Linked DNA regions of Mus musculus: region 1 is linked to region 2. The links are chromatin loops, found by intact Hi-C in ENCODE. Cell type or tissue: left cerebral cortex. All regions are shown on one strand. Each heading gives the region's core, and the rest is flanking DNA. Links, peaks and the distances in the headings are about the cores only.

Region 1 (15,638 bases), core at 4,029-12,028, 300 kb before region 2:
CAGTCCTTCTGTGTTGTACCTGCCTCTGTCATATGTGTATGTGAGTGTCAGACTTCTCTTGGATGTGTTCTGCTTATAGTATCTGCCACCAGTCAGGAAGTGTTTCCAGCCCTTCCCTGCCAACTGGTTTCTTTCACATGTTAATCTTAATGTTAATCTCCAGGTCTCTCTCCTGCCATAACATCTACCCCTACACACACACACACACACACACACACACACACACACACACCCCTGTGGTTCCATATAACTTCCTGGAGAACAGGGGCCTGATACACTGAATACCTAAGAGGCACTATGCTTACCTGGGATTACTTCCTATAAGAGTTCCCATTTGGATCTTTCCAATTACCAGAGCTTCCTTGCATCGTCACTATTCTCTAACGCCCTGTCAGTGCTTAAAAGTACAAAATAAAAAGAAAACAACCATTCTTGCTGGTGGTGATGTTGAAGGTTCTAGAGAAGACCTTCGCTCTTGTGCTTGCTGTCCTCTGCACAGTGACTGCTCAGCAAATAACCCCTTACTTTCCACCTCTTCTGTTAGATCTCCGAGCCTTTTACCCTAAAGGAGAAGCATGCTTGAGCTAGCTGTGTGCTCATGGTAGGTGGCAGGACTGTAAAGGTATCTTGAAGACAGATTAGCATGGATGTCACTGTCTCATGAACTATTTTGCATGTGTCCTCTGATAGTGAATATGTTCTACTGGTGAGACTACAAGGGTATATTAGAGTTAATCACATTTTGAGTCTGAGTCATAATGGGAATTATGTAATAAAAAGAATTAAGGAGAAAATTAAAATATTTTTGAAGGGTTATTTCATAGCTACCCCTCCTTTTTAATTAAGATGTTTTCAGGACTCCTGGGTGAGCTTGTCCAATCACTGAGCAATATGAAGTTTGCCCCCCAACCCCCACTTCAACATCTGGCTTCTTCTTGACTCTCTAGGAATAGGAGAGGCATGGCAATTTGGCAGTCTTTCCAATGAATAGGCTGTTATGTTTCACCTTTTACTAAATTAAAGTCTGTTCCCTATAACTTATAGCCACTGGCCTTACTGGCCCCTGCATTTGACAAGTTCATAGAGGAAATAGTCTTTGCCCCCTACAGTGAGCCAGGAATAATGCCATTCTCTGGAGTGAGCATCAGAGGGAAAACTAGTCACTGCCAAGAGACTCAGTGGTGTGCAGGCCTGGGTGGAGAGGTGGAGGACAGATGTGATTTGGTACAATGGATGGGGCCTCTAGAACTGGATAATGTAAAGACCATTGAGAGAAAGTTCAGAGGTGAAAGAAAATCTGAATAGCAAGAAAGAGACAGCTTCAGAAAGCCTGGCATATAGCATTCTGGAAACAAGGATCTACAAGCTGAGATGAACTTGGTGAATTATGAGGCATGGAGAAGCTCGTGTGGTCAGAGCTTGGCAAAGAAAGAAGGTGAAGCCCAAGAGACATTCAGGTCCCACAATAAGGATGTCCCCAGCCTGAGATATTTGGTCTAAATTCAAAGAACAATGGAGGCCACCCTCTGGGAGAGCCTGAGGACACTTGGTTTTCCATACTGAGTATTCAGTACTGTCATGAGGTGGACACAGGGATGTGGAGGGGGGAGGGGAAGGATACAGTTCTTCCAGTTCTTAGTTTGTCACCGCAGCACATCTAAGAACAGTCTTTTTGATTAAAGGAGCAGAGAGGAGAATGGCTTCCCTCTTGGACTTAATAATCTATCCATAAAATATGAGGTTTAATTTTGTCAGGCTAGCCAGTCTGAGTCTTTATAGTCCTCCTCCATTTGGGGTTTGGCTACAAAACAGGACTTCAACCCAAAAGGCCTGATAAACACACACACACACACACACACACACGCACACACGCACGCACGCACGCACGCACGCACGCACGCACGCACGCACGCACGCACGCACTCACGCATGCGCGTTTTGGTTAAGAATCGAACCAAGGAGGCAAGAGATATGGCTCAGTGATTAAGAGTATTTCCTTCCTGATCTTTCTGAGCACTCGGGGTTGATTTCCAGCAGCCACATCAACCCCAGACACTGGGAAGAAGTGAGAGACACGGCCAGGTTCTGGGTCTACTTGCTCAGACTCCACTTGGGTGTGAGTTCTGCTCACTCTTTCCTGACAAACCTTTGATTCCTTTGAGCACCGCTTTCTCCGAGCAATGCTAGCTGTCCTGACGGCTCCTTGTCAAGACTGCAGGCATGCTATGTGTGAAGCTGCCAGCCCATAGCCTGGTGCCAGCAGAAGCTGGAGCTGCTGTCTATGTTCTTGCCAGGGTGCCTGGCCTCAGCTCCAGGTGCCTGGAATAATCTGTGTCTGTGCCCTTGACAGCTCCAAGCTTTCAGATAGCCCTTTGTGTTCAAGGTCACCTGGTTTATTTCCTGTGAGAGAATAATGAAGTTATCAACAGAAAGAATATGAATGTATTTATGTCACCTGCAAGTTCAGGCTTGCCTTCCTTGTCCTTTTCCTGCTCAGGGACTTCTCTGTGAGTTGGGAGGGGACCTCTCTGTGAAGTTGTTAAGAGAAGAATTACAGCTTCCCCAACCTTCTTGCCTTACCCACTTCAGTTGCCCCAGGCAACACAGGGCCAGGGGGTGGACTGCTATTGTCAGAAAGACACACACAGGCTAATCAAGACTTAATGTAAAATACTGAAAAATTGCTCATTAATTTTGTTATTATGATTTTATTCTGGAACAAGGACATTTTGTATACATTGAGTCATATAAAATAAGATTTCTCTCAGATGATTTCTAAGAAAATTTAAAGTACAAATGTGACTCATTTCTCTTAGGTAAATCTCTCTGGCACACACTTCTTCATTCAAGTTCCAAAGGAATCATTTGGGGTAGACTCTTATTTCACAGATGATCACACTCAAGCAAAGAGTCAAAGTCAGTTCGTCTAAACTCAAAACCAGAGGCAGGATCCCTCGCCTGGTCTTACAGACTGTATAGATCTTCTTGCTCATCTACTGCCTAAAAGCAATAAATGGGTTTAAAATACCATGCCCAATATATACTCTGTGTATATTTGACTTCTAGAATGGGGAGCTAAGGGGTTATAGATGAGTGTTTTACATTGGGTCTTCCTTTGTGAACATCTATCCCTCACTATCATTGCTATATATCAAGATCACATGCTTGGAAGAGTTGTAATAGCCCTCAGGTCACTAGACTGAACTTCACTGGCCAAAAGTTTCAATTTGGCTATAGCCAAGTCACCCGAGGGTCTCCTCAAGTGTGAAATGAAAGGCAAAAACAAAAAGACTCTCTTCCGTGTTTTTTGAAAACCCATTGTCAAGGTCAGGAACCCCAGAGACTGTTTTCAGGTTCATGTGAACTTGGAGATGTTTTTCTTTCCCGTGAGTAAAAGACCAAATAACTCTGATTGTATCAATGAGAGCCTGAGCTATCAAAGCACACAAGAAACATAAGATTACTGTGTGCATATATGTTCTATACATAAATGAGTTACTATGTTACCACATATATGCTATGCATTTACACATGTAATATGCACACACACACACACACACACACACATATATATATTAGATATGGATGACATTTGTACAGCATATCTAGCTATAAATATGCACATTCTTTGCATGTGTGCATATGCATGTGTGTGCATATACATACAGGATTTTCTGTGTATATGTACATACATGTGCATATATATACACAATTTTATGTGTATACATGCATATGTATATACACATACAAAAATGATAACCTCTGTGCTATAATGTTATATTTTTCTTGCATAAAATAGTTTTCAAAAAGAAATGAGATAAAAATACTATGCAGTGTAGCTCTAGATTTCTAGGTTGAAATGTTTCTCATTCTTCTTGTGTGTACTGTGTATTTTGTATTTTGTCATATACACACATATATAGAATGTGTGTGTATATGTGTGTGTGTGTGTGTGTGTGTGTGTGTGTGTAGGACTGGCCAGCTTTACCTGAATAACACCAATATCTTTATGATGAAAAGGATCTAGACAATAAATAAATAAATGTATTAGAAAGCAAAAATAAACTGAAAGATCCTGAGAGAGAGTGAAAAAATATGAAAGTCCCTAGACTTGTGTCTGAAATAGACCTTACTAATGGCAGGGAGTAAAAGTTTAACTCACCCCATTGTTCCAGGATGTACTAACCACAAAGTAGAAGTTTAACTTGTTCCATTGTTTCAGGAAATGTTCAGACAGAATACTCTAATCATTCCTCGAACCCGTTATGCTTGCCAAATGCTATAGCCCAATGCCAGGCATTTGTGGTTTCTGCCTTTATAAACACCTTACCCCTTGAGCTCGGGGTCGACTCCTCTACCCCTGTGTGGGATACAAGTCGTCCCCAGTGCTCTGGCCTTTCCCCGATTAAACCTCTTGCTGTTCGCATCATGATTGGTCTCTCGGGAGTTCTTGGGCATCACGTCATCCCAGGACATGAGTGAGGGTTGCCCCCTCCACCCCCGTTTTGGAGGTCTTTCAAAACAAGGGGTTTCTGAATGCCTAAATGTCTGGTTTTAAATTTTCATTTTATTTCTGATATTATTATATAATTACATCATCTTTCCTTTGCATTTTCTCCCTCCAAAACACTCAACATATCCCACATTGCTGGCTTTCAACTTCATGGTCTCTTTTTCTGTTAATTGTTGTTGCATGCATATTTGTATATGTATATATATATACACACATATATAATTATAGCTAATATGTATATATACATATATACATATATATTTATATTTATGTATCCATAAATATAACCTGTACAGTCTGTACATTGCTTGTATGTTTTCAGGGCTGACCATTTAGTACTGAATAAACAATTGGACTATTTTTTTCTCTCTCAGCATTCCAGACAAACAATATTTAGCATCTCCTCTGCTGTTTGTTGGTAATTCCCTGTTAGGAAGAGTCTCAGGTGTATTCTGTGGTGACTAATTTACTTCAGAATGAGGCAGAGAAAGCATGAGCAGCCAGATAATACAGATTTCAGTTGTACCTGTGTGTTGGTCATATGAGTGTTGAATCCTGTGACTTATTGGTTGTTCAGGTCCTGAGTCTAAAGACAGAAAGTGACGGCTGTGGCCACCACAAGCATGTCAGAGTTAGTGCCACCCATGTCTCACTTGTGGTTCATTCTTTGCCCTTGAACTTTCTGGGCAAACTGCCCTCAAATGTGTAACGAGCAGGTACAGATGGCTCTTGGCTCCATTCACTTGAACAGTGAAGAAGAAAAAGATCTTTTAGTAAAGCTTCCTGAATCCTTCCTTTGAGGAAAGCAATCTTATCACACTGAGTTCACACCCTTTGCCAACCCAACCCAACCCAACCCAACCCAACCCAACCCAACCCACACTGCTTAGCCACACCCTCCATAAACACCTTCCCCCAAGGGTGTGCTCACTGACCTCCAGTCCCATTTGCAGAGTTCCTAGTTCATATGTCCACCTTGCTTCATGCTTGCTACTCTCTAGACTTCTGTCTGGCTCAGTGCTCAAGCTCTTGCTTTGGCTTTATCTTAGTTGTTCATTTTGTATGTATGTGATTATTTTGTCTTCATGTATGTATGTAGACCACATGTGTATCTGGTGACTGCTGAGGCCAAAAGAGGCTTCAGATTCCCTGAAAGTGGAGTTACAGCCAATTGTGAGCCACCATGCTGAGCTAAAAGTGAAACTGGCTCCTCTGGAAGAGCAGCGAGTATGTTTGACCACTGAGCCACCCTCCAGCCAGGGCTCATGGTTTTAACATACATTTCGTAAATGACAAATCCTTGTGTCTGAGGACCACAAACTTGAGGGCCCTGAATTTGTTCTTTTTCCATGCATATGGTCAAGTAAATGATAAGCTTGATATAAAGAAGAAGCAAACATTTCACTGACTGGAGAAACGCTACAATCCCCTTGCTGTGACTTTTCCAACCCTTTGCAAATGACCAAAGCAAGCCAGTGCCTCTGTTTCTTTGTTGGAGAATGACAAACATGGTTCCAGTGTGTCTAATTTTCAGAGTGGCAACCACAGCTTGTTATCTGTGTGAGTCCCTAGATCTAGGCCAACAGTCGATGTCCTGCAAGGACTTTATCACAACAGGTGATGCAGTTTAAAAAAGCGGAGGAACTAAGGGAGGAAGTTTGCCAGCATACAAGTTCTCCATTTAGAACTTTTAAATTGGGCCCTGAGTTTTAAATTGAATTATTATGACATTTTTGTGTTCTTATATTTTATGGCCCTAATCTATATATTGATGTTGATCTTAACCTTTATTTCCGATGTCACCCTGTGTGGCTGTGATGACAATGAACTCTGCCAGTTGTGAGCCACTTTATAAATAGTAAAGCTTTGTGTTCTTCTGATAATGTTGCCTTTTTAATCCCATTAGGCACACTTCAATGTCTTCTGTTATGATGACTTTTCAATGGTTTTAGGCAAATGAGTAAGCATATCTCCATATAATGTCAACCTAACATCCAACTCCAGCCTGTGTCAGTCATCCTGCTGCCTGTTGCCTGCAGTCAGTGTACACACATTTCCCTCTGCCAAACTCAACAAACCATCCCCAAACCCAGCGATCAAACAATAGCCACTGGTTCTTGCTCATGAGCCAGGGTCATTTGTCCTTCCTCCCACCCAGACCTGTAGCTGCTCAGACCTGTTCTTATTGCAAGGATATAGATAGCTGCAGGTATAACGCATTTGTGGCAGAGATGAGTTCCGCTTACTGTCACATCTGTCTGTATACGTTGGCCAGACCCCAAACTGAGAAACACAGTGTCCTGGACAAAGCAGCCACCAGAGTCTGATGCTGGGGGAAACACTGGACTTTTCATTCATTCCTTCACATGGGCTTATCCACCCCATTGGAATAGAAACCCCTGGTGGGAGACAGGGTGTGCAGAAACTAGTCTGCTTCCATATCAGCTGAGCCTCCATACCACCAGAGGCTGACAGGAGGAAGATATTCTTTAGATGCTTTCTAAAGTTGAAAGGCTGTTGCAGTTAAGAACACATAATGCTATTACAGAGGACCAGAATCCACTTCTAAACACCCACTATAGGAGGGCTCACAAATGCCTTTAACTCCAACTTGGACGGAATCATAGGCTTCTTGCCTCTGATGCCACCTGCACTCATGAGCAAATATTTGCAAACATACACACATACTCACACAGTCGACCTAAATCTTAAAATCAAGTGTAATATTTAATACCACATGAGAATTATTTGACATTCAAATTTTTGTGTCCACAAACAAAGTTTTATTGAAACACAGCCACGCCCCTGTCTCTGTCTATTGTCTGTGGCTGCCTCAGATCCAGAAAAGCACAGTTGGAATTGGTGTTGCTATAGAAACTATATGTCCCAAAAGCCAAAAATATTTATTCTCTAGTCCTTTACAGAAAATGTTTGTTATCCCTCTTTTATAGAATAGAGCGTTTGAGGGAGGTGAGGACAGTGCTCACGACTATAGATGTTGGATAACTTCCATGTCTGCTTGGGGCTAAAAGCTGCTTCTTTTCCTCCCTAGTAATTGGCAACTGGAGATACTCATGTTCCAGTAATCAAGAGGGAGCCTTGCTGCTACTTCATGATCCAGGCGCGTGTGGCCCAGTGAAGTCCCTGAGCTGTACAGCATGACCTTGCTGCTCCTGGGTGCGGTGCTGCTGGTGGCCCAGCCCCAGCTTGTGCATTCCCACCCGGCTGCTCCTGGCCCGGGGCTCAAACAGCAGGAGCTTCTGAGGAAGGTGATTATTCTCCCAGAGGACACCGGAGAAGGCACAGCATCCAATGGTTCCACACAGCAGCTGCCACAGACCATCATCATTGGGGTGCGCAAGGGTGGTACCCGAGCCCTGCTAGAGATGCTCAGCCTGCATCCTGATGTTGCTGCAGCTGAAAACGAGGTCCATTTCTTTGACTGGGAGGAGCATTACAGCCAAGGCCTGGGCTGGTACCTCACCCAGATGCCCTTCTCCTCCCCTCACCAGCTCACCGTGGAGAAGACACCCGCCTATTTCACTTCGCCCAAAGTGCCTGAGAGAATCCACAGCATGAACCCCACCATCCGCCTGCTGCTTATCCTGAGGGACCCATCAGAGCGCGTGCTGTCCGACTACACCCAGGTGTTGTACAACCACCTTCAGAAGCACAAGCCCTATCCACCCATTGAGGACCTCCTAATGCGGGACGGTCGGCTGAACCTGGACTACAAGGCTCTCAACCGCAGCCTGTACCATGCACACATGCTGAACTGGCTGCGTTTTTTCCCGTTGGGCCACATCCACATTGTGGATGGCGACCGCCTCATCAGAGACCCTTTCCCTGAGATCCAGAAGGTCGAAAGATTCCTGAAGCTTTCTCCACAGATCAACGCCTCGAACTTCTACTTTAACAAAACCAAGGGCTTCTACTGCCTGCGGGACAGTGGCAAGGACCGCTGCTTACACGAGTCCAAAGGCCGGGCGCACCCCCAGGTGGATCCCAAACTACTTGATAAACTGCACGAATACTTTCATGAGCCAAATAAGAAATTTTTCAAGCTCGTGGGCAGAACATTCGACTGGCACTGATTTGCCGTCTCCTAGGCTCGGGACTTTTCCTGTTGTTAACTTCTGGTGTACATCTGAAGGGGGGAGGAAAATAATTTTAAAAAGGCATTTAAGCTATAATTTATTTGTAAAACCCACAAATGACTTCTGTACAGTATTAGATTCACAGTTGCCATATATAGTAGTTATATTTTTCTACTTGTTAAATGGAGGGCGTTTTGTATTGTTTTTCATGGTTGTTAACATTGTGTATATGTCTCTATAATATGAAGGAACTTAACTATTGCACTGAAAAAATAAGAGATTTTTTTTTTCTGGAGACCTCTTTTTTTGTTGTTGTTGTTTTAAATATAATTAACCTGCCTCCAATCCAAAATAGCTCTTTGTTTTCACCTCCTTGTCAAATCTATAATCTTTTTCTGCTTAAAAAAATTTATTGGTATTATGGATGTTGCTCCTCTCTTTTCTGAATTTTTTTTTTTATTTTAATGCCTGACTGTTGTCTTCAGATTTAGTTTTTACTTGAAATTTGAATTTCCTCCTCACCGAGAGTATTATTTTTGGAAGTGGCAGTTTTATCCATGTTCAGACAACCCACATGTGGGTTTAACCCCTGTAGCCTGCATATGGGTTTAACCACAGTCAGCTTGCATGAGGGCTTAACCCCTGCCAGTCTTCATGTGGGTTTAACCTCTGCCAGCTTGTGTATAGATTTAACACATATGAGTTTTGGGTTTTTTATTTTTATTTTTATTTTTTGCCCCTTCCCCCGCATATGAGTTTTAAGTGAAGAAAATGGCACTGAGACTTAAAAACAGATGAGAACTGGCAAGAGATTTCTTAAGATCCAAATTAGTCTTAGAGGATATGGCAAATCTCATAATAAACAAACTTACACCCTTGGATTTCAGAATGATCTTGGGGCTGTAAACTTTGCCTTTTGGGCAACTGGCCTCCGCAAAGCTACTTAAGAGAGAGCAAGAAACATTCAAGTTCTCTTTGTGTGTGTCTGTCCAGCCTAAACCTCGCATGAGGAGCAGAATAAGTAGTAGTAGCCTTTGCTCAACTCTAGAATTTGTCTTCTGAAAGATCAACATGCACTTATGACCTTCTATATCATACTCATAGAGATATAACTTCAAAACTGGCTCCAACTTTATAGTTTTGAATAGGAAAAAAATTAAAACTCCCAAGGACTGAAGTTAAGATGTGAAAAAAATCACAATATAACCCAGTGCACCTGCGCACGTAAGTTTCCCTTCTCCTTAGAACAGCCACAAAGCAGAGGCTGGTCACAAAAGCCAGTTCTAAGTCTCTGGATTGTCACATATACTTGATAATCAACCTTTTATGATTAAATAGACTAGGTCTTTTCCATAGTAATAAGTATGGATAAGATAATAAAGATAATAAACTGTGATCATGACAGTGGGAAAGAATGCAAGAGAGCAGAATAAAACCATTTCCTGACAGTTTGTTCTGAAGGAATGAAACACAAGCAGGCATCCTGGATTGTTTTCTCCATCTTAGAACACTCTGAAACTTCCCCCAAGCAAACTTAAGATGGAGGTATTACTCTGACAAGTTCAAAGAATAGAGAATAGGCCCTGAAAAACAGGGCACTTGTCGGAGGTCACACTATCAGGTTCAGAGCCCAGGTACATCCAAAGCACAATTAACCCTTTCCTTCTTTCTTTCTTTCTTTCTTTCTTTCTTTCTTTCTTTCTTTCTTTCTTTCTTTCTTTCTCTCTTTCTTCCTTTCTGTTTAGCTCAATCTAAACTCTAAAGAAAAGGTCAAACTCAGAGGTGTTGTTTTTCTGACTTGACCTGACATGTTTTTCCTGGTGCCAAAAGTTTTCCACCCGAAGAGCTGCACTTGAGCCAGAGGAAGGGCAAGGGGAAACCAACATTTTTCTCAGCAGCCTTCCAGGGAAATGAGTCACCTTGGTTGTATTTTAGCAGTCCCAGCCTGATCTGACCTTAACCTGGCCCACACCCCATTCCTGCCTAAGACTAAGAGTAGGAGAGAATTCCCTCCCCTTCAGAACTCATTAAGCTTATCCATCAACCACTGTCTCCTCAGAAGCAGAACCAGATATATTTATAGCCGATTTCCATAGACTTTGTGATATGCAGAGTGCTTCCCTCTGCAGCATACTTTTTGGCCTTTTATGAGACTTTACCTGAAGAATGAGGGGCTCCAAAAAAGATTAAATCAAGTTTCCAAAGCTGCTCAGGGATATTGGGACAGAAAGAAAGCTCAGGTGGTGATCTCTGGTGCCCAAGAAGATGCTTGTCTGGAGATGTTATGGTTAGAGCCTAGTCTGCTGCAATCACTTGTCTGCTAATTAGCAATGAGGAGAGTCAGAACTGGCATCAATAAGCCTGAGTTGCTAGTACTGGCATAGCTGATGGCATGGGGGTCATACATTGTAGGTGGTCAGTGGATGTAAATCTAATGCATTGCTTTATTGGGGGAACAGAATACTGACTCAGGGAGTCATAGTCTTGCACATACCACTAGAGAAAATGCAGGAGTCCCAGTGATAGCATATATTCATTCATTAATTCTTCTCTCTCTCTCTCTCTCTCTCTCTCTCTCTCTCTCTCTCTCTCTTCTTTTCTTTCCTTTCTTTCCTTTCTTTTTTGATAAAACTCCAGTGAGTCATCAGTACATTTTAAGAAGCAAAACCCCTATCATTTCCTACTTTATTCCAGGTATTTAGATCTCATCCTACCCCTTTTCAGAGGATACTGCAATAGACCCATGGCCATTCCTATAAGAACAAAATGCAGTAAGGCAGGAGTCAAATGGTATTTGGTCTCTCCTGATCAGGTTGAATGCCAATCCTATTAACAAAGATAGTTCCTTGCTGGAGGTGGGAGTACCTACTGAAGCCCAGGCTACAGCCACTTGAGAGCTCTAGAGAAACAGCTAAGATTTGCTGAGCAAAGCATTATGTACAGGGTTGGGCTCTTGCCTCATTTGCTGTTTCAAAGGAAGAATTGTATCATTGTCTCATTCCTCTAGGAACAGGACAATGTTGAAATCCAGTTGGTACTATATAACTATCAGCTAACAGCCTGGGAATTAGTGAGTTTATGAAAAAAACATGTTATACCTCTGAGGTCAGGATGGCTTTCTCTTTCTATCCTCCACAGAGTAGAAATGGAGGGTTGAAGTAGCCAGTGCCCATCCTGTCTGTTGCTTACAGTTGTGGAGGCAAAGTCCACTGTATTCATTAAAACGTTTTTTTTTTCTTTAGATCCTATGATATAGCGAATGTAGTATTAATTCTTCAAGAATATAAAAAGGAAAGTTACTGGAGTTAAGTATTTTGGGTTTGAAGAAGAATCAAAGAAGTGCCAAGACAGCAAGAGAAATGGCCTTGAGTTGTGTACATTAGATAGGGCAATATGTTCCATAATTTAGCATCAATTCAACCACACCCCTAGAAGGAGTCAACCAGCTGGTAGAAAGAAGATGAATGAAGAATGAAGTATGCTATTTTCCTGATTGCCAATCATTTTTTATAAGAAAGAAAAAATATTACCGAAAAGTTGCAATACAGCTATGACCAAAGCCACTTAATTCAAGGGTCACAGAGGCCCTGTCCTTTTGGAACAAGGCGTTGTGAAAAAATTGCCCTGGAGCCAGAAAATGAAAGTCATTGATGTTACCAAAGGAATACATCCTATGTAAAGGCATGTCTTGAATCAGAAAGTGGTGATGGGGGAGGGAAGGGATATAGGAGAAGTACAGGGAAAAGTCTTGTCTAGCAAGTATGTAGCTTGGATTAAACACACTAAGCAGCCAAGATGTAGCTTTGTAGCCACTTGTAGTCTTGTCAGGAGGTTTCTAAGATGGAGGTAGTCCCCCATGTGTCTGAATCCTGTGCAGGTTTGGAAATTGCACAAAAATAACCATCATTATTACACACTATTTATGTGCTTCATATCTTATATTCATTGCTTCCAACATAACTTAAAAAAAAAAAAACTATGAGAGGTAAGAAATAGTACCCTAGTTTCAGTCAAGAAGAAACTTAAGAACAGAGATTAAAATATTGACTTCTGATGACAGAGAAAGTTATTTGTTTCATATGAGAATTTTTCTAGAGTCCTGAACTTATGCAATTTCAATCCATCCCATAGTGAGTCAAGGTGAGAAGAAACACATAGGCCTCATCGAGAGGGCAGCATCTATCAAGAAACTTAAGGATGAGAGATTGGACAAAAGAGGACTGAAAAGTCAGTGTCCATAGGACCACACAGGAAGGATGCCCTAAAGGGTGTTGCAACAGGCAGAAATTAAAAGAAGGATACATCACCAAGCATGAGAGAAATACCGGGGCAAGGATTCCCCAGTAGTATAGAAGAAGCAAGGGAACCATAGCCCATCAGCTCATCCAGTTGCTTGACTCCCTCTTGTAAGGAGCAGCCCTGCATCTTCAGCTCCCACTGAGGTCAAGGTTACTACACTTTTCTCAAATTCCACAGTTAGATAAAGAGAAAGAAAACACAATTATAATCAGGAGATTTGGGCATTAACCCAATTTGACCATGAAGCCTTCAGTACAAATTCTCAGACCCTTAATTTCCTCTGTGGTAAAAATGGCCTGATATTCAACTCAGTTTGGAAGGAAAGTTAATGAGATGAATGGTAAAGGCCAGCAAACTGTGCACACGTAGAGCTTAGCTGTGAATAGGTTTAGAGGTTCAAGAGACAGACAGGAACTGATTGTAAAGTGGTCAGCAAAAACTCACTGTCTTTGTTCTGTCCCTCACTCGCCAGCTATGATACTAGTCATTGCTGTTACTGGCCCAGACAGATCCTATTTCCCATGGCTTCTCCATCTTTTATAGCCCTTAAAGGCAGAGTACTAACAGCTCCACAGAAATGTGTTCTTGAAGTTTTATCTTAACAAAAGCCACATTACATAGAGAAAGCTGCAAAATGACACCCCCTTTCTTGGGGGGGGGAGAACAAATAACTCATGTTTGACTGTTCAAGTCCCTTGCCTTTGCACAGGCTACTTCATAGTACAATTTCTGCTCATAGATCCCCTTGACATTAGCCTGGGTTCAGACTTCTAAACAATATACCTGGTTATTTCTTCCCATACTTTTCCCCCCTCCTCCACTCATTTAGGTTTTTGATGTTGTTGTTGTTAGCTTGTTTGCTTTGTTTTGTTTTATTTTGAAACCCCATTCTCAGTAAATGAATTAATCAGCTCAGCTCTTGCTTCTAGGACACCAGATGTCAGATAATAAACCTGCATTTATGTCGTGTTCTATGGAAATAATATAGATAGTATGACTGAACTATAGATGCCACTTTTAATAAAATAATGAGTAGAAAGCAAGTGTATGTTATTGGCTTTTACATTGAAGGCTTAAATATGATAGTATATGACATTGTTACCAGGTAAACTCTGTTCCTTGGATTATTAGACTATCATCAAAATCCTATTCATGAAGCCAGGCATGCTGGCACACACCTATGATCCCAGAAGTGGTGAACTGAGACAAGAGGAGCACTAGTCCGAAGTCAGCATGAGCTCCATAGGGAGAACCCACTTCAGAAAAAAAAAATAATAATTTCAAGGCATTAATGTAAAACTTGAGATTCTGGTTCATGAAATATTTCTGGGTCCCACAGATAAAATCACATTGCTTTAATTCATTTCTGCTCCACAGTACAGTGTTTCTCTTCATTTTCAATGTTCCTTTCAGGGTCAGTCTTCCTCTTAACTGCAACCTTGTGGCACTTTGCCTAAGTGGGAGGTAGATAGAAAGCTCTTGTTTATGGATGATAAATCTTGTCTAGTTGTCAATCTAATGTGAAAATTCTCTCCATCACACCCCAGCCTCACAGTGTGGCCTCCTCCTGGGAGTCCTTTCTTTGGTCCATGAACTGCTAGGCACTTAACAATATGGTGTTTTATTCAGTCCTTGAAAGCCCCTAGGGAAATAACCAAACCAAGTTTCACATGTTTGCTTATTAACGCAGAGCCAGCAAATAGTACTATACTTGATGTTGGAATTACAAATGTTTATTAACTAAACAAATCTTCCTGCTGCCCAGCTTTCTTCCACTCCCCTACACTCTTCAGCCTCTTCTGGAATACTCAAATATTCCAGTGTTCTCCTAGGCACACCATTATGTCTTCAAACTGACAATTGATATTCATATTTCTTGGACCTCTGTTCTCTAGGTTCTGCCCATGAATCCAAGAATGAATATTTCTTGTGCAGCCTTGTTTATAGCTATGTGAACTTTGACAAATATCTTAATTTCTAGGACTTTCTATTAGGGGATATAATGCCTTTCCCACAGTTGTTATAAGCAATACATGGATAATGGACAATTGAACAATCTTGAAGTCATAATTCCATAAACAGTAGGTGAGTTATACTTTAGTCTTCACAGTAACCTATGGGCCTTTGTTACCATTAACCTTGTTTATGCATGAGGAAACTAAAGGACAATGATAGCATTTTCCCAGAGTCCGGTCACCCCTGGGGGGAGGGGTCACTAGTATTATTGGCCTCCATCATTATCCCCTGGGTACTGTCTACCACACCAGGCCTCCAGAATTCTCCTGAGGTTAGTCTCTAACACACTTGGCTGCCAGAAATCTCTCCTAAGTGGTCGATAGCACACTTGGCCTCCTGGCTACTCTCCATTTCAAAGAGGAAGAGAGATCTTTCCCAGTGGCAAGGGTGAGTGCAAAGAGGTCAAAGACAACTCAGATTGAAGCTCAGGACCAACATCACCTAAAAGTCTCTGGCAGAAAGAATTCTGGAGTGGTCCCAAGATACCCGCCCTTTGATGTATATATCTTGTTTAGTGACCTCCCCTCACATCTGAGTAGCATTTGAAAATAGTATAGGTCATTTGTTACCTTAATTAGGTTAATCTGTATGGCAAAGAAAATAACTTTTAATTTAGTAGATCAGTTCAGAAAGAAATGGGAATGAAGATAAAGGAGGGGGAGACATGTCCTCCTGGCTTTGCTTGCTATGGATAACAGGACTCTGAGAAGATG
Region 2 (15,638 bases), core at 2,609-10,608:
CAGCAGAGATTAGCCTGTTGATAGGCATTAGTCTACATTTTAAAATACATTTCACGTGGTCCTCAAACCCTTAAAGTTTACATTCTCTTCGAAGAAGCAGGATTGGATGTGAGGCATTCAATGACAGCTACAGACAAGGTACACAATTAGCTAAATGGACGAAAAGGTTATTTCTTTCAAGGGCAAGAGGTCACTGGAGACATGCTGCTGAATGTCACTGAAGACCTGGGTCAGAGAAGGATAGGAGTTAATTGGGTAAAACGAGGAGAAAGGACATTGTGAGCAAACAGAAGTCACATGTGCAGTTGCCTTGATGGATAGAGCAGCATGCTCTGTTTCAGCAACCTGCCATTTAGACTGGTGGGAAAAGCAATTTGCAAGCCAGAGCACAGCAGTCCACATCTTTTATTGCAGGAGGTGAGGAAGAGTCGGAAGTTTATAAGAAAGAAGTATTGCAATAGAGCTTTTGGAGAGGAGTGTGTAGGATAGATAACCTCTGGGCAACGAGGGTGTCTCAGAATGACCTAAAGGAAGTCTGGAATGAACAGTTCTGACTCAGAATGGGACATGCTGCCACAAGGTCTTGGGGAATAAAAAGGCTAATTTAACTTCTAATGTCATATGGTCATCCATACACAGGCATCAGTCATTTTCCCTGCCCGGCTTTGCCAAATTAAAGAACAGCTTGAAATGGATTAGTTCAACAGTTCTATCAGATGATTGGAGAAAATGCCTTAGTGGATACCCTGTTGAAGCAATGCTATGACTATGCTTTGTGAAGTGTATCTTTGTATACTGGTGCATGCCTTATCTAGCCCCAAGGCATAATTATAACAGTAACATCAATAATAATTACATCTCATAATCTTTATATCCACAACATTCACTGTAACACTTCAATACCCCGTGACTAAGAAAGTTAACTTGTGATTACCTCCAGGTTTGGAATGATATTATGCTTAGACAACAGAAGAAACTTTCATCATCTCCAAACTTAAGTAAAAGATGTGGTGCTGTGCATGTGGGATGCAAAGACTTTACACCCACATCTAGGATTGTTGCACCAGACTAAGTTGTAATAAAGGAGGAGGAAGAACAAACAGTACTTCTGTGTTAAGAAAAGTCCGATCGTGACCAGATCTTGAGTAGCAAAGTTAAGAGTTCAAAGAATACAAGGGAAAATTTATAGTATAACAGAACTTTTGCTTCAATCTATTTTATCTGGAAAAAAAGGTAATTTTTATGTTGCCCCGAGGAAACTGTCGTTATCTGACATAGGGCAAGCTAACCAGAATTGCCTCCATTCATGAACTCACTGTTGCTAAGATACCATGATCAATTATTTTTTACTGAATGGTAATAGTGAGCCCAAGTAGTGTTAATTCACCTAACACAAGTTTTAAATTAAAAGTAATTATTTTTCTTTGTTCTTGAAAATACCATTTCTCTCTGGACATGCATTCAAAAGCAAAATCTTAGGTTCTAGTTCATGGATGAAAAGAGAAAGCAAATTGAGTTCATTAAAGGTGGAATTACTCAAAGACTTACTGATTTCCTCCAGTTAATACACTAGCAGGAAAAGCTGAAAATGAAATATATTACTTGAATTTGGGGTAGAGGAGGGATGGGGGGAACTCATGGCCACATAATTTTGTACTTTGTTTTCATTTGCTAATGTTCAGTGTTAATGTTTAAATTTGAGCATAATGGCAGTTATTATATCCAACTATTTGAAAAGTTGAGGCAAAGCGATTACAACCACAGGTCAATGTGGGCTAAAGGGCATGTTCAAGGTCCAGCCCCAGTAATTTAGTGAGACTCTTTCTAAAAAATAAATAAAAATAAAAACTAGAAGGATAGAAGATGGAGGATGTGAGTGTAGCTCTGTAGTAAATTTCTGCAGTAAATCTCCAGCTCCAATAAGCCTGTGCAAAAACACACAACTCAGTTTTAATATTTATAAGCTGCATGTCTAGATTGCTCAGATCTGCCACTAATTCCCAGCCGTGAGATCCCATGTCAAGCCCTCAACCTTAATATGAAGAATTAGAAGCAACACTGAACTGTGTCAACTTAGAACATGTTAGGAATCGCGCCCTCACAATGCCTGGGTGCACTTATTTGTGATTTTCTCAGACTCCTAGCCCATAGATTTGAGAGAGGAAGACCCAACTTAGGCAGTGGTTGGGGGCAATGAACCTTGACTATACACCATAACCATAGAATAGACTTTAAGAAAACAACCCCTTAAAATCAGAAAGTCATCACCTAGATTCACCAAGTCATAAAAATTTCCTAAATGGATGGATGTAAGGCCATTGTCATCATAGGGCAGACTTGAAAAGGACACAGTTGGTTGTCTTCAAAAATATGATAAGGAAATGGGGCCAATAGTGAGTTAATTAGCCCAAGCAAATGGAGCCTTAAAGAAATTAGAGGGGGGGAAATACAGAAGTGTGTTGAAAGCCCAGAATAAGAGAGACTTTGGTGTATGTAGCAATGGAGTGGTTATATTTGGGATACAAAAATAATTTCAGGACCTGATAAATACTCATGGCCCAATAGAGATTTTTAATATGAGGCAGTAGGAAAAGAGGCTATACAATCAATATCTACACGAAGAGCTGCTATAGCATTGTGAAATGCAAATTTAATCAGCCAGAGAGGTAGTTGAATGGGTAAGGGCTCTTGTTACCAATCCCAATAAGCTAAGCTCCATCCTTGGCACCCATGTGTTCAAGAGAAGACCCAATCCTGTCAGTTTTCCCCATGACCACCACATACATGCTGTGGCTTGAGAGAATACACACACACACACACACACACACACACACACACACACACACCCAGGCACACACATATACACATGCACACATACACACATAAATGTGATAATGCAAAGCATCTCACATGTGTGCCAATTGAGGTTAAATTGATGGCTGTATTTATAATATTAATCTTAGAAAAATGTGATTATAAAAATGAAATAAATCCCATAACAACTGCATATAGCCCACCTTTGTAAACATGAGTATGAAGTAACCTTTACCATAAAACTCAAGAAAGAATAAAATAACAGCACCCATCTGGCTTGTCAGGGTGCAGTATCCTGCATGCATAAATTATTTGTTATAAGTAGAATAATCTCTTTATATGTGTATCCAAGATGTTAATTGCTTTTAAAAAAATTAGGTAGGAGGAAGCAGAGTTGTTGGAATTTTAGTACTAGTTGCAGGCTTGGAATACTCCTAGTTCATGCCAACCCATTCATAAATGAACACAAGGTGATCTAGGGAACAAGTTACAGAGTTTTGATGACAGACAAAGATGATCAATTCAGGTTAAATAAAAACTGGATGAATTGGGAATACCAACTGATATCCAGAAAAGCAGTGGCAGAGGAAATGCCAGCACATCTATAGGGATGCTGATAACTCCTCTACCAGGCTAGACATCACTCATCTGTTGTATCTATCACAAGGAAACTGGAAAACTAGAATGAGGCCTAAGGATGTAGATCAATGATGGAGTACCTGGGTAAGACCCTGGTTTTGATCCCCGGTACCACTAAATAAATAACAAATAGCATGCTTTCACCCAATCATGGAACATTGCCAATGTGGTTATGCCTTTAACTCCTAAGAATCCTTGTGTTTATTCCAACACATATTATCAAGACTGTTTCACAGGTAAGGAAACCATTGATGAAGAAGATGGATAATCAGGGTTCAAGTTACATAATCATGATCCAGGAGCCACTCTCCTAAGTCTTCAATGTCCTGCCTCACTAAACAAATTCTATGTAGTCTTGATGCAGAAGTTTCATATGATAAGCCATCCTGAGCGCACACCTCCTCACCTCTCTGGGATCTGCTGCTCACGACAGAGGGACACCTGCTATTTCCTATTCTCATCTTTCAAAATCATCACCATGATTATTCATGATTTGTTTTTCCATCTGCCTGGAAATGGACATGACCTTGAAAGACACATCCTTACTACATCCTGTCTATATTGGCCTGGGTCCCTGTGGAGCAAAACCTTTCTCTCCACATCCCATGTCCTCATCATATAAGGAAAACACATCTTATGAAACAGCACTGGTTTTTGAAAATATATCTATTATTACAACATAATACACATAGGCATGGAAAGTGAAAGATTATAGCTGGGATCCCCCAATGGAAGCAACACACTAACCTAAGAGAAGAGAGCAATTAAACCCACCTTGAGAAGGTCTCAAGCTGGCTGCATTTTCAGAGGAACCTCCATTGAATCAGCCAAGTCTTTTAAGGAGGCAAATACCCAGGACTTCCCAGGCCAATTAGTGTGCATACACTAGAAAGGCCAAGGACAGAAGCCCAGTGGCACTATATGTGTTTCCAAAGCTGATCCAACATGTTCCCACAGTCCCCTGCTGGTTACTTGGGGCTGCATTAAAGCCAGTGATGATGCAGGTAGCTGATACCCAGTCTTCGATTTCTCTCAAGGAGTTTTCAAAGAAAAAAAATCATGGACTTAGCCTTGAATGGAGTAGCTCAAGTTCATGTAAGTGCTCTCACCTTCACTTCCTATTTCTTATGAGTTGTTATTTGAATGTGAAGTGACCTCTTAAAAGGTTCATCGGTGGGGCCAGCAAGGTGACTGAAGGGATAAATACACTTGCTGCGAAGCCTGATGACCTGAGTTTGCTCCTACCCCCAACCTACATAGAAGAAGGAGAAAACTTGTCTCTGGAGTTACCCTTTAGTCTCCACAGGGATGCTATGGTAGGTACATACTCAAACACAGATGAACTTAATGTAAAATCATCTTTAAAAAACATATGCGTGAGCCAGGCGTGGTGGCGCATGCCTTTAATCCCAGCACTTGGGAGGCAGAGGCAGGCAGATTTCTGAGTTAAAGGCCAGCCTGGTCTACAGAGTGAATTCCAGGACAGCCAGGGCTATACAGAAAAACCGTGACTCGAAAAAAACAAAAACAAACAAACAAAAAAACATATGCGTGAAAGGCTTGGTCCCAAGCTGGTGTCATGACTACAATGATTGGACTATGAGGCCTCTGATGGATGCCTTAGCTGAATGGACCACTAGAAATCAGTCAAATGTATGGAAGGAAGATAGGGTGGGAGTGGAGGAAGTGGGTCACAGGGTGGCAGGGATACCTGTGGAGTTATGTCTTGTGTCTCTTTCCTCTCCTTTTTCCTACTTTTCCTCCTTCTCTTCCCTCTCCTCCTCTCCTTCTCCTCATTGCCATCATCATTATCCTTCTCCTTCCCGTTCTCTCTTCTCTCTTTCCCATGACATTCTGTCCTCCATTCCTTCCATTCCTCCACCCTGCTTTTCCACCACAAGGTTTCTTCTCTGCCAGAGCTTTATAAACAATGGGGTCAGTGGGTCATAGACTGAAGCCTCTGAACCCCCAAGCCAAAATCAGTATTTACTCCTCCGAGCTGTTTTTCTTTGGTACTTGTCACAGAGTCTGAGGACTAAAAGCACAGTAGCTGATGTGCTGATGATCCAGGTATCTAATTTGAGTATCTAAATGCCCAGTGTCAGAGTGATGGGGACTGTTTCTACCATAACACTAATTTGTCTGTTTACACTCGATTCGATCCATTCGCATTCAATGTTGCTGTATGCCGAACACATTTGTGTGTGCTGTTCTTTGTAAGGATTGCAGTGTTTCTAAGATAGGAACTATAATTATTTACAAGGTTGGCTCAGATGGAAAGATCCCTGCCTGAATCTTCCTGTGAAAATTTGAGAGTGGAATTGAATTTAGCATCACACCCTGGGCTCCCAGAGCTCTGTCCACACCACCACAGCTGCTGCCCATCATCTACCCTATGTCTGTCTCCTGAAATCTTCCCCACTCTCATTTCTCCTCCCCAAGTAGCTGTTTTCCTTCTGAGCCTTGCTCCTTGAGATTGAAATTCCAAGTTGCAATGCTCACCTCATTCTGCTTCCATGGACCTGAGAAGGAAGGAGGGAGGGAGAAAACAGAAAATAGCTCAGCAGATGTTTCCGGATAAATGTTTTTTTTTTTTTTTTTTAAGTGCAAGTTGCTAATGTGGAAGTTTATTTTTGGGCCTGCCAGTGCTAGCAGATGTTGGAGAAGACGAATACCTGCTTAGACAATTATAGAAATTTATAGCAGGTTGACATAAAGAACGGATCTTTTTTCCACAAGAGAATATAATCAGATTTCTTATATAGATTCACCATGCTTATTCTGGGTTAGCTCTTGAAGACCGATCTGGGTCCTATATTTATTCTTGAACTTTTGTACTTACAAAAACGAGGCCATGCAAAAGGGTGAGTCAAAATAGCCCAGGCCTTCAGATACAGGCTGTGGAATATAATTAGGGAACAGGATGCTCCGAAACCCTGACACTCAAGAAAGAAGCTCCCATTAATTGTTGCTGTGTTGTATTTGGGGGCATAAATATTTACACTTCATTTCTCATTAAAATTCTGCTTCTTAAAATATTAAGCCCAAATGCTCCGATGGCTGGATAATTAATGACAAACTAGTAGCTCCAACTTTCAGAGAAGTGAAGGTGTGAAGTTTTCACTCTGGGCATTCATACCTTGGGACCAGGGCAAGCCCATCAGTTCTGTTGGGTAAATATTCACTGACCATCAACAGGTGGTGAGCCCTGGAGTGTTAGGGATTTGGAGGACGTAGGAAACAGCTCCAGTTCTTCAGCAACTTCAGTCTTAGAACTCTCCAGCAGCAAAGCCGAGAGGTCTCACCAATCTTGTAGGAAAGCTTTCTTCTAGGTAGGAAGAAGTTGCTGCAATAAATAGGGTGACTGGCAGCCTCTACAGGAGAAATGTGTACCTGGAACACTGTCCTGAGATAACAGAAATAGCACAGCAAGAAGGGCATGGTTTAAGATTATTCAAGGTCAATGGGTCTCATGGACAGTAAAAAAAAAAAAAAAAAAAAGTGTATTTCGCAGACTTGATGGACACAGAGGTGTTCTTTCTAGTCCCCCTCCCTCTACATAGCTGCTGATTGTGATTCACTGGACCTGCATAATTTTCTTGTGCCTTCAAGTCAGTTCCTAAGATGCACTACAGCCCCGTAAAACTCACTGAGTGACCAGCTTGGCATTTTCCTGCTGGTGGGATAACATCTGTTCAAGAACGCTGTCACTAGGAAGCCCTTTTCTTTCACATGTATTCCTTCCCAACATCAGCAACCATACAAATAGTCCACCCAGTACCTTAAAACCACATATTTATACCCTCTTCTCTCTGGACTGTCACTCCTACTTTTGCTTTGAAACAAAACCACTAAACTATTCTTGAGGAACATGCTCTGGCAAGCCCATATAAAGAAAGAATTTTATGTCCTATTATTGACCTCCTGCGAAACCAGGTATGTAGTCTACCACTGCAATTAATTTATAGCACTGACTCTATACATTTGCATATGCATCCACCCGACTAGTTGTGGCATTGCAATGTAATGATCCCACCATACATATCTCTGGAGCTTTTTCCCCAACACAGAGCTTGGATACATTTGGGTACCACTGCATACCATCTGACCTGCATTCATTGCAAAGTAGGTTTCAACCTACTTTGCACATCTCACTCAGAACAGAAATGCTTGGCTTGACTGTGAGGCTGCATCCAGATTCCCATGTTCAGGTCTTGATATCACTTGAGTCATGTTCTACTCCTCAACAGTAGCTTTTATACAGTCACAATTCAAGTGAACTTTTATTTAGTCATAATTGTGTAATGACTCGAGATTTTATCCTGATATTTTATAATTAAAAAGATGAGAGAACATTCAGGCTGGATGGATGGCTCAGTAGTTAAGCCTTACTTAAACCACTTTTACTGCTCCTCCAGAGGACTCAAGTTCAGATGCTAGCTAGCACTTTGTTGGGTAGCTCACAATCAAGTGGAACACCAATTTCAGAGAACCCCACACTCTTTTTCTTTACCCCATGGATAACTACATTTCACTGCACATATCTCAACACAAATGCACACGCACATAATCAAATGCTTCTGCAGAAGATTATTCTAGGTAGCTGGGATCAGGTTCCAAGTCCACACTTGGAATAGCTACTGAGTTTAGAGGACAGGTGAATAAGACTGGGGACAAATCTGGATGAGCCAACCTCTCATCCAAGTGGCTGTAGGGATGCCCAAGGTATATCTAAGGACGAACATTATTGTTTGATCAAAAGGAGGAACAGAAGGCACCCTCAACAGACAAAATGACAACTGTTCATTCCAGTTACCTTTGCATCATGTGTGACACACAGTGAGTGCTTAACAGATGTTCACTGCTTGAACAGATTTGCAGAACAACATCAGTTACATGAGTGCTGGCAGAGGAGCCCAGACCTGTGTGTTTAGTGACTGAAAGGCCACTTCTTTTCTTCAAGACCCTGACAGACATCAAGCTTACACCGTGCAGTCTTCAGTTTCCAGGTTGAAGTTTTCTCCTTATGCTAAGAGCTTCTCCATTGCAGCAATCCAGGGGGCTGCTTTTGACTGCTGCCCACAGTTACAGACAGGAATCTGCTTCCTGCAAAGTGTTGTTTGCTGTGATAAAATCACCTCCACTGAGTGTTCCTATCTTTAAGTCTTTGTTGGAAAATCGTGCAGAGCAATCTCAGTGCAGACACGATCCTGAGCTGAAAGTGGCTGGCAGCACAGGAGAGGGAGGACAGAGGCAATTTTGGGGACATGTGGAATACACTGTCTTCAGCAAGTCACCATGAATGCACTACTTTACCCATATAAAAATTCTGGATTAGTTCTCTACACATGTATGGTATTTGAAAGAGTGATGTTTTTTTCACATCCCAGAACTAAGGACACATCATTATTGCTTATTCATTCTGAGTCTGCTGACCTTTCAGGAAACATGCATGTTCTTTGGCCTTCGTAATATGTAAAATTATGCAATCCCTAATGAAACTTTCAAGTCAGCTTTGCTCTTTGTAATTTTCCACATGTGTCTGCTGTATTTGAACATGTTGGACATGTTCTACCTGACAGCAGTTGATGCTCAAAGAAGCTTGGTCCTCAGTGCGAGACTATAGAGAGATAGATGATTTTTACAGGGTGTGGCTAGTGGAAAGCCATCAGGTTCATAACAGTCCTACTTCTACTGGGGATTCATTCCCTCTAGCAGGGATGAGTCAGATACTTCTATGGGGCTAGCTTCTATAGATGAGGGTTAAGAAGAATCCGTGGGGCTGTCTCCAGTTGTTTCTATTTTCTTATATATGGTTTCAAAGTGTGTCCCCTTAGATGCCTTGTTAAGATGAAGCCAGACACTAGTGCCATACTACTTTGATTTCCCAGAATTAAGAGCCAATAAAACTCTTTATATCTTATCCAGTCTTGGGTGTCCTACGATAGTAACAGAATTAGATGGCTCTTCTCAAAAGAACTGATCCTGTAGCATTTTCCAAGAACATTATCATTGTGTTTCCATTTTTGAAAGATTTTTGTACTTAGTTTCTTACACATGGAATGTGATTGCCTTCCACTTGAACCTGCTCCTGTTCTATCCATCCCAGAAGGCCCAGAAATGGACGTCGTGCTTAGAGAAACTTTCCCACTTTTCATTTCATCTCTTTTGGTGAGAACGCTTCTTTCCTTTTCTCTGCTGAGCTCTCACAACTCTTTGACATACTTTGGATGCTGGTCACTGTGCTCCGTTTTGTATTTTAGCTAAATGTGGTTAATCTCATCCTGCCCTCTGGAATACAGCACAAGGACAGGCTGCTCTGTGCTGTGGAACTTGAATGGGTTTTGCAGCAAGTCAGCTGTAATCAGATCCAAGCACTATTTCACGAGACTCTGGGGAATCAGGGCTCTCTGGCATTACCAGGCTCTTTTTCAGTCCACATGTCTGTTAGTGGAAAGTCACAATGGGATCACCTAAGCAAAGTGATGGCAATGACCTCTGAACTTGGGACAGTTTCAATTCATGACATTCTGCAAACGTCCCTAAGAGATGCTGAAGCCCTTCCTTACTCCAAACACAACCCCAGTTTTACATGGGCTCCTAAGGCTGACATAAACTGCTGCTTTTCTTTGACCCCATTTTTGTCTGTTGTTAATGGCTTTATGTAGGCATTATTGATTCTTGTTAAGCTACACATATTGAAATTTAAATCCACATTCCAGCAAGCACTGAACCTAGGACCCCATTATCCTGGCAAGGATGATGAAGGTGCATCCTACTCAAGGTTCTTTCTGCTTTCCTGAAATTACTCCCTGCTATACACCCCCTAAAATATTCATGCTCAGATCTCCAGGCAGGCTCTATACTGCTTTCTGTTGTGATCTATCAGTTTGTATTTCCTAGAATTTTACAAAGAGAATCACACAGTATGTCCTTCTATCATATCTTCTTCCACCCGTATATTTACTTTCAAGTGATTTACATTGTATATGGTTCCTAGCATGTCAACAATTGATCAATTTTATTACAAAGTATTATTCTAGTGTATGAATATACATTTTGTTGAATGTTTTATCTTTCAATTTTAACAATTAAAAATAAAACTATTTTATGTCACTGGATTTTTATTTTTTATTTTTTTAATTAGGTATTTTCTTCATTTATATTTCCAGTGCTATCCCAAAAGTCCCCTGTACCCTCCCACCCCACTCCTCTACCCACCCATTCCCACTTCTTGGCCCTGGCATTCCCCTGTACTGAGGCATATAAACTTTGCACGACCAATGGGCCTCTCTTTCCACTGATGGCCGACTAGGCCATCTTCTGATACATATGCAGCTAGAGACACGAGCTCCGGGAGTATTGGTTAGATCATATTGTTGCTCCACCTATAGGGTTGCAGATCCCTTTAGCTCCTTGGGTACTTTCTCTAGCCCCTCCATTGGGGGCCCTGTGACCCATCCAATAGCTGACTGTGAGCATCCACTTCTGTGTTTGCTAGACCCCGGCATGGTCTCACAAGAGACAGTTATATCAGGGTCCTTTCAGCAAAATCTTGGTAGTGTATGCAATGGTGTCAGTGTTTGGAGGCTGATTATCAGATGGATTCCCAGATATGGCAATCTCTAGATGGTCCATCCTTTCGTTTCAGCTCCAAACATTGTCTCTGTAACTCCTTCCATGGGTGTTTTGTTCCCAATTCTAAGAAGGGGCAATGTGTCCACACTTTGGTCTTCGTTTTTCTTGAGTTTCAAGAGTTTCACAAATGTTATCTTATATCTTGAGTATTCTAAGTATCTGGACTAATATCCACTTATCAGTGAGTACATATCATGTGAGTTCTCAAAAAATCAAGTAACCCCATTAAAAAATGGGGTACAGAGCTTAACAAAGAATTCTCACCTGAGGAATACCAAATGGCTGAGAAGCACCTGAAAAAATGTTCAGCATCCTTAATCATCAGGGAAATGCAAATCAAAACACCCTGAGATTCTACCTCACACCAGTCAGAATGGCTAAGATCAAAAATTCAGGTGACAGCAGATGCTGGCGAGGATGTGGAGAAAGAGGAACACTCCTCCACTGTTGGTGGGACTGCAAGCTTGTACAACCACTCTGGAAATCAGTCTGGCGGTTCCTCAGAAAATTGGACATAGTACTACCAGAGGATCCTGCAATACCTCTCCTGGGCATATATCCAGAAGATGTTCCAACCGGTAAGAAGGACACATGCTCCACTATGTTCATAGCAGCCAGAAGCTGGAAAGAACCCAGATGTCCCTCAACAGAGGAATAGATACAGAAAATGTGGTACGTTTACACAATGGAGTACTACTCAGCTATTAAAAAGAATGAATTTATGAAATTCCTAGGCAAATGGATGGACCTGGAGGGCATCATCCTGAGTGAGGTAACCCAATCACAAAAGAACTCACATGATATGTACTCACCGATAAGTGGGTAAAAATAAAACTTCTAGGCATGTACCAGGCTCTGTGAAGACATTATTTGTCCTTTGGATAATACCTGTGAATGACATGAACAAGTCATATAATAGAGAGCTTAATGTTTTATAGAATTTAGCAAATTATATCCAAGATAGTTACACCACTTTTTCTCCTGGGGAGTATATCTGAGGTCCCAGGTTCTCCATATGTCTGACAACACTTGGAATCATCATTGGGTTGGAATACGTTGGCAGACACCTCGCATATCCCATGGTGATTTAATCTGTCTATACCAGGAGCAAATGGTGTCCAACATCTTTCCATCCACTTAGCTGTCATCCACATGTCTTCTTAAAACAATTTATCTGTTCAAATCTTTGCATTCTGTTCTAAATTTCTTTCTAATCTTCCTATTGTTGAGATTTATGGGTTCCTCCTGTATTTAAGATGAAAGACATGTGTCAGATATACATTTTTACCCTAGTTAGAAGCTGGTATTGTTAACAATCAAGAACAGATTTTTCCATTTAATGAAAATTTTTACATAAGATAAAGAATTTTGGCTTATCTTTTTTAATTTTTTGGTTATATATCTTATACATCAGATATTTATAATTGTGACAAATTTTGTGTGTATGTTAGGAGAAATTAGTTAAAGATTATTTTTGTATATGCAAATCCAATTTTTTTACATTTGTTAAAGATTTTCCTTCCTCAAGACCTGCTTTTGTAACCTTGTAAAACACACATATGTCCATGTTTATCTCAAAGTTCTCTTCTGTTCTAATGGTCTCTTTGCCAGCCTTTGCCTACTTTCCATAGGGCTTTTGTTATCCTCGCTTCATAAGAGGAACTAAATGAGCTATGAATATTTAGTATTTGTCTTCAACTTTGCAACTTTTCAATGCTGTTTTGTTTTTGTAGATTATTTATACTTCCACATCGTTTTTTTTTCAACTTGTATCAGCTTGTCAACTTGTATGAAATAAAACATTTAGTTTGGATCCTGGCAGGAATTTCATGGAATTCATTGAACAACCTTTGAAGCATCCTCATCATAATAATATGGAGAAGGAGAATGGAAAAAATGGCTTAGAAGTTAAAAAGAATTTGCTGCTCTTGCAGAGAACCTGGGTTTGGTTGACAGCACTCACATGTGGCTCACAACTATCTGAAACTCTAGCTACAGATAATCCTGTGCCTCTTCATATCTCCAAGGGGATCAGGAGAGTAAACATGCATTCAGGCAGGCAAAATACCCATATTCATAAAATAAATACCTCTAAATAGTTGATAGCATGAATATTTGCATCCTGATGAAGCAATCCTTCCTAATTTATTTAGTCTTGTTTGAATTTCCTTCAGAATGCCGTATGCAATGTCATTTAAACCTCCTGTCAGATTGCTCTTGTTACTCAGTTTCTCTCCTTTCTTCCCACCTTTCAAGAATTTCACCTTGTCAATGTTTAAAGCTTTTCATTGACTAGAACTCTTAGTTGGGTCCTAGAAACTCCTGAAACACCCACCTGGGACAATCTTAGGGATTCTTTGTCTGTTTCAAGGAAACAGAGAAAACAATGGATTCTCTCTCTCTCTCTCTCTCTCTCTCTCTCTCTCTCTCTCTCTCTCTCTCTCTCTCTCTCTCTCTCTCCTTGCTCCATAAAGTCCTACAAAGTGCTGCTACCTAAATTTTCTTTCTGGTTGGCTTTGGTAGGAAGTCTCCTCTTTGCACAGGCACTCACATGGCTCACAGGCACTCACATGCACTCACATGCACTTACAGGTACTCATATGCACTGACATGCACTCACGTGCTCACATGCACTCACATGTACTCATGTGTGCTTACATGCATGCACCTGTACTCACATGTACTCATGCGAGCTCACATGCACTCACATATGCTCACATGTGCTCACATGCATTCACATGTGCACACATATGCTCACATGTGCTCACGTGCATTCACATGTGCTCACATGCACTCATGTGCATGCACTCATGTGTACCCAGGTGTGCTCACATGCATTTACCTGTGCTCACATGCACTCACACGCATGCACTCACATGTACTCAGGTGTGCTCACATGCACTCACATGCACTCACATGCACTCACATGCACTCACATGCACTCACATATGCTCACATGCACTCATTCCCACTGGGTTGCCCTTTTCTGTCTCTGCACATACAATTTATTCACATTTCTAATGCATTTAAATCGACTTTTGTTTCTCTCCTCTGCATGAAATCTTTCTGTAAGTAACCTTCAAGCCAGGTCTCATTACTGACAACTTGTACCATGACTGACTCCTAGAGAAGAATGTTTTCAACCACACCAGGGATCTCTATCTTAGCACTATGCTGCATCAGAATACTGGACTCTGAAGACTCAGACATTTCCTAACACACTGAAGACCCTCTAACTGGTCAGTGAAACAAGCTCAGTGAAGGGATAACTCTCCTCTCATCCTCCCTACTGAATCCCAGCCCTAGAGCAGTGGTCTGGTACCCAGGAATCCTACTAACCTTTGTTCAGTAGACAGGTGATGATTGTTGTAATAAATCTTTAAACGGAAGGGTGTGTGTGTGTGTGTGTGTGTGTGTGTGTGTGTGTGTGTGTGTACAAGCAGTGATTTAGAAAAAAAGGCAAACTCTTTTCACTTCCCCCTTCAACTTCTCCTAGAAATCCCATCACAATTCGCTCCAAACTTCCTGTCATGCTTTTATATATTCTAATTAATTGATATTTAACTCACTGAGTCCAATAGTACTGTCTTTATGCACATGGACTTAGAGGTCTTCCACTTGGGCATGGGGAATTTACCAATGGCCACATTCTTTCCAGCAGCTGTTCTTTATGTCATCCCAGTCACTTATAGTAACCATTCCTAAACAGATAGATAGTAAGGAGGATGGAAATTAGCAAGGTTGGCTTAACCTAATCAGAATATATTTTCATTCAAACTGTTCTTCCCTCAACTGAAGGTTCCATGAAATGTTCTTTTCTACCCCTGCCCAATTACATAGAAGCTGTCAGCAGTCAAGTTGTGCCCCAGTGGAACACAGGAATAATACCACTCCGCAGGCTCCAGCATGTTCTTGAGATAGGATGAAAGCATGTGTTCCAAAGCTGTAAGAAATTCATTTCAGTCATCCTAGATAATCTCTGTATGGCTCTACCCATTTGCTAGAATGTGAAATGAGTCTTCTGAAGTCATCTGAGTTAATCTCAGGGTTTTACTTATATGTTTCTTCTCTTCCTGTGTGTAGCATCTCTTATTTGCAGCCCTCCCTTCTGGTATCTTGCCCACCACACTGGTGTATGTTGTCAGTTGAAATACTGTGTCTACAAACTTCCAGAAAGCTGGCAATAGAATTTCTGAAGTGCAAACATATTTCATTTTTCTGTTTAAAAATGGAAATTTGATCATAGTACAGTTCTTGTGATGATGTATCAATTCAGAAGTATTTTCATTTGACTCTGTTCAGAATGAATTCACACATTTCACTAAATATTTTGATCAAAATGACTGTGATATGTTTAATTTACCTTTTGTACAACTTGAATTCACACATAAAATTAAATTATTTTCTCCAGGAATGAGTCCTAAAGATAACCTAAATAATGTTCATATGGATGATATAGAAGCAGAGTCTGAAAACTATTATTCAAAGTCAAAGGCTGACCCATTCAGTCCACAAGAGATGATTCTGTTCATCAGCTCCTGCCCTTG

Evidence for each region. Hi-C counts contacts between places; a loop is a spot of excess contacts. Peaks named below come from ENCODE experiments on the same cell type or tissue, not always from the same donor. Only the 100,000 strongest peaks of a DNase experiment are listed, where the experiment ranks them.
Region 1: a loop joins it to region 2, with 2.8 times the contacts of the local background. A loop is called at or near these places in 3 of 42 quality-filtered maps.

The regions. Positions count from the first base shown.
Region 1 is chr5:39,607,332-39,622,969 of GRCm38, reverse strand. It overlaps Hs3st1 (heparan sulfate (glucosamine) 3-O-sulfotransferase 1), which reads left to right. Exons shown (of 2, transcript NM_010474.2): 2 at 7,566-9,035. The coding sequence starts at 7,672. The coding sequence ends at 8,607. Among named protein-coding and RNA genes, the nearest start is that of 4930513D17Rik, 12 kb to the right of the region's middle. In left cerebral cortex, for the core only: no CTCF peak of the experiment used is centred there; a DNase peak (open chromatin) is centred at 7,485; H3K27ac peaks cover 1,170 bases.
Region 2 is chr5:39,309,666-39,325,303 of GRCm38, reverse strand. It overlaps LOC115490181 (a long non-coding RNA gene), which reads right to left and starts at 11,955. Exons shown (of 4, transcript XR_003955907.1): 1 at 11,904-11,955; 2 at 6,643-6,859; 3 at 5,956-5,975. It overlaps Gm40292 (a long non-coding RNA gene), which reads right to left. Exons shown (of 3, transcript XR_003955906.1): 3 at 11,980-12,336. In left cerebral cortex, for the core only: no CTCF peak of the experiment used is centred there; DNase peaks (open chromatin) are centred at 5,868, 6,275 and 8,602.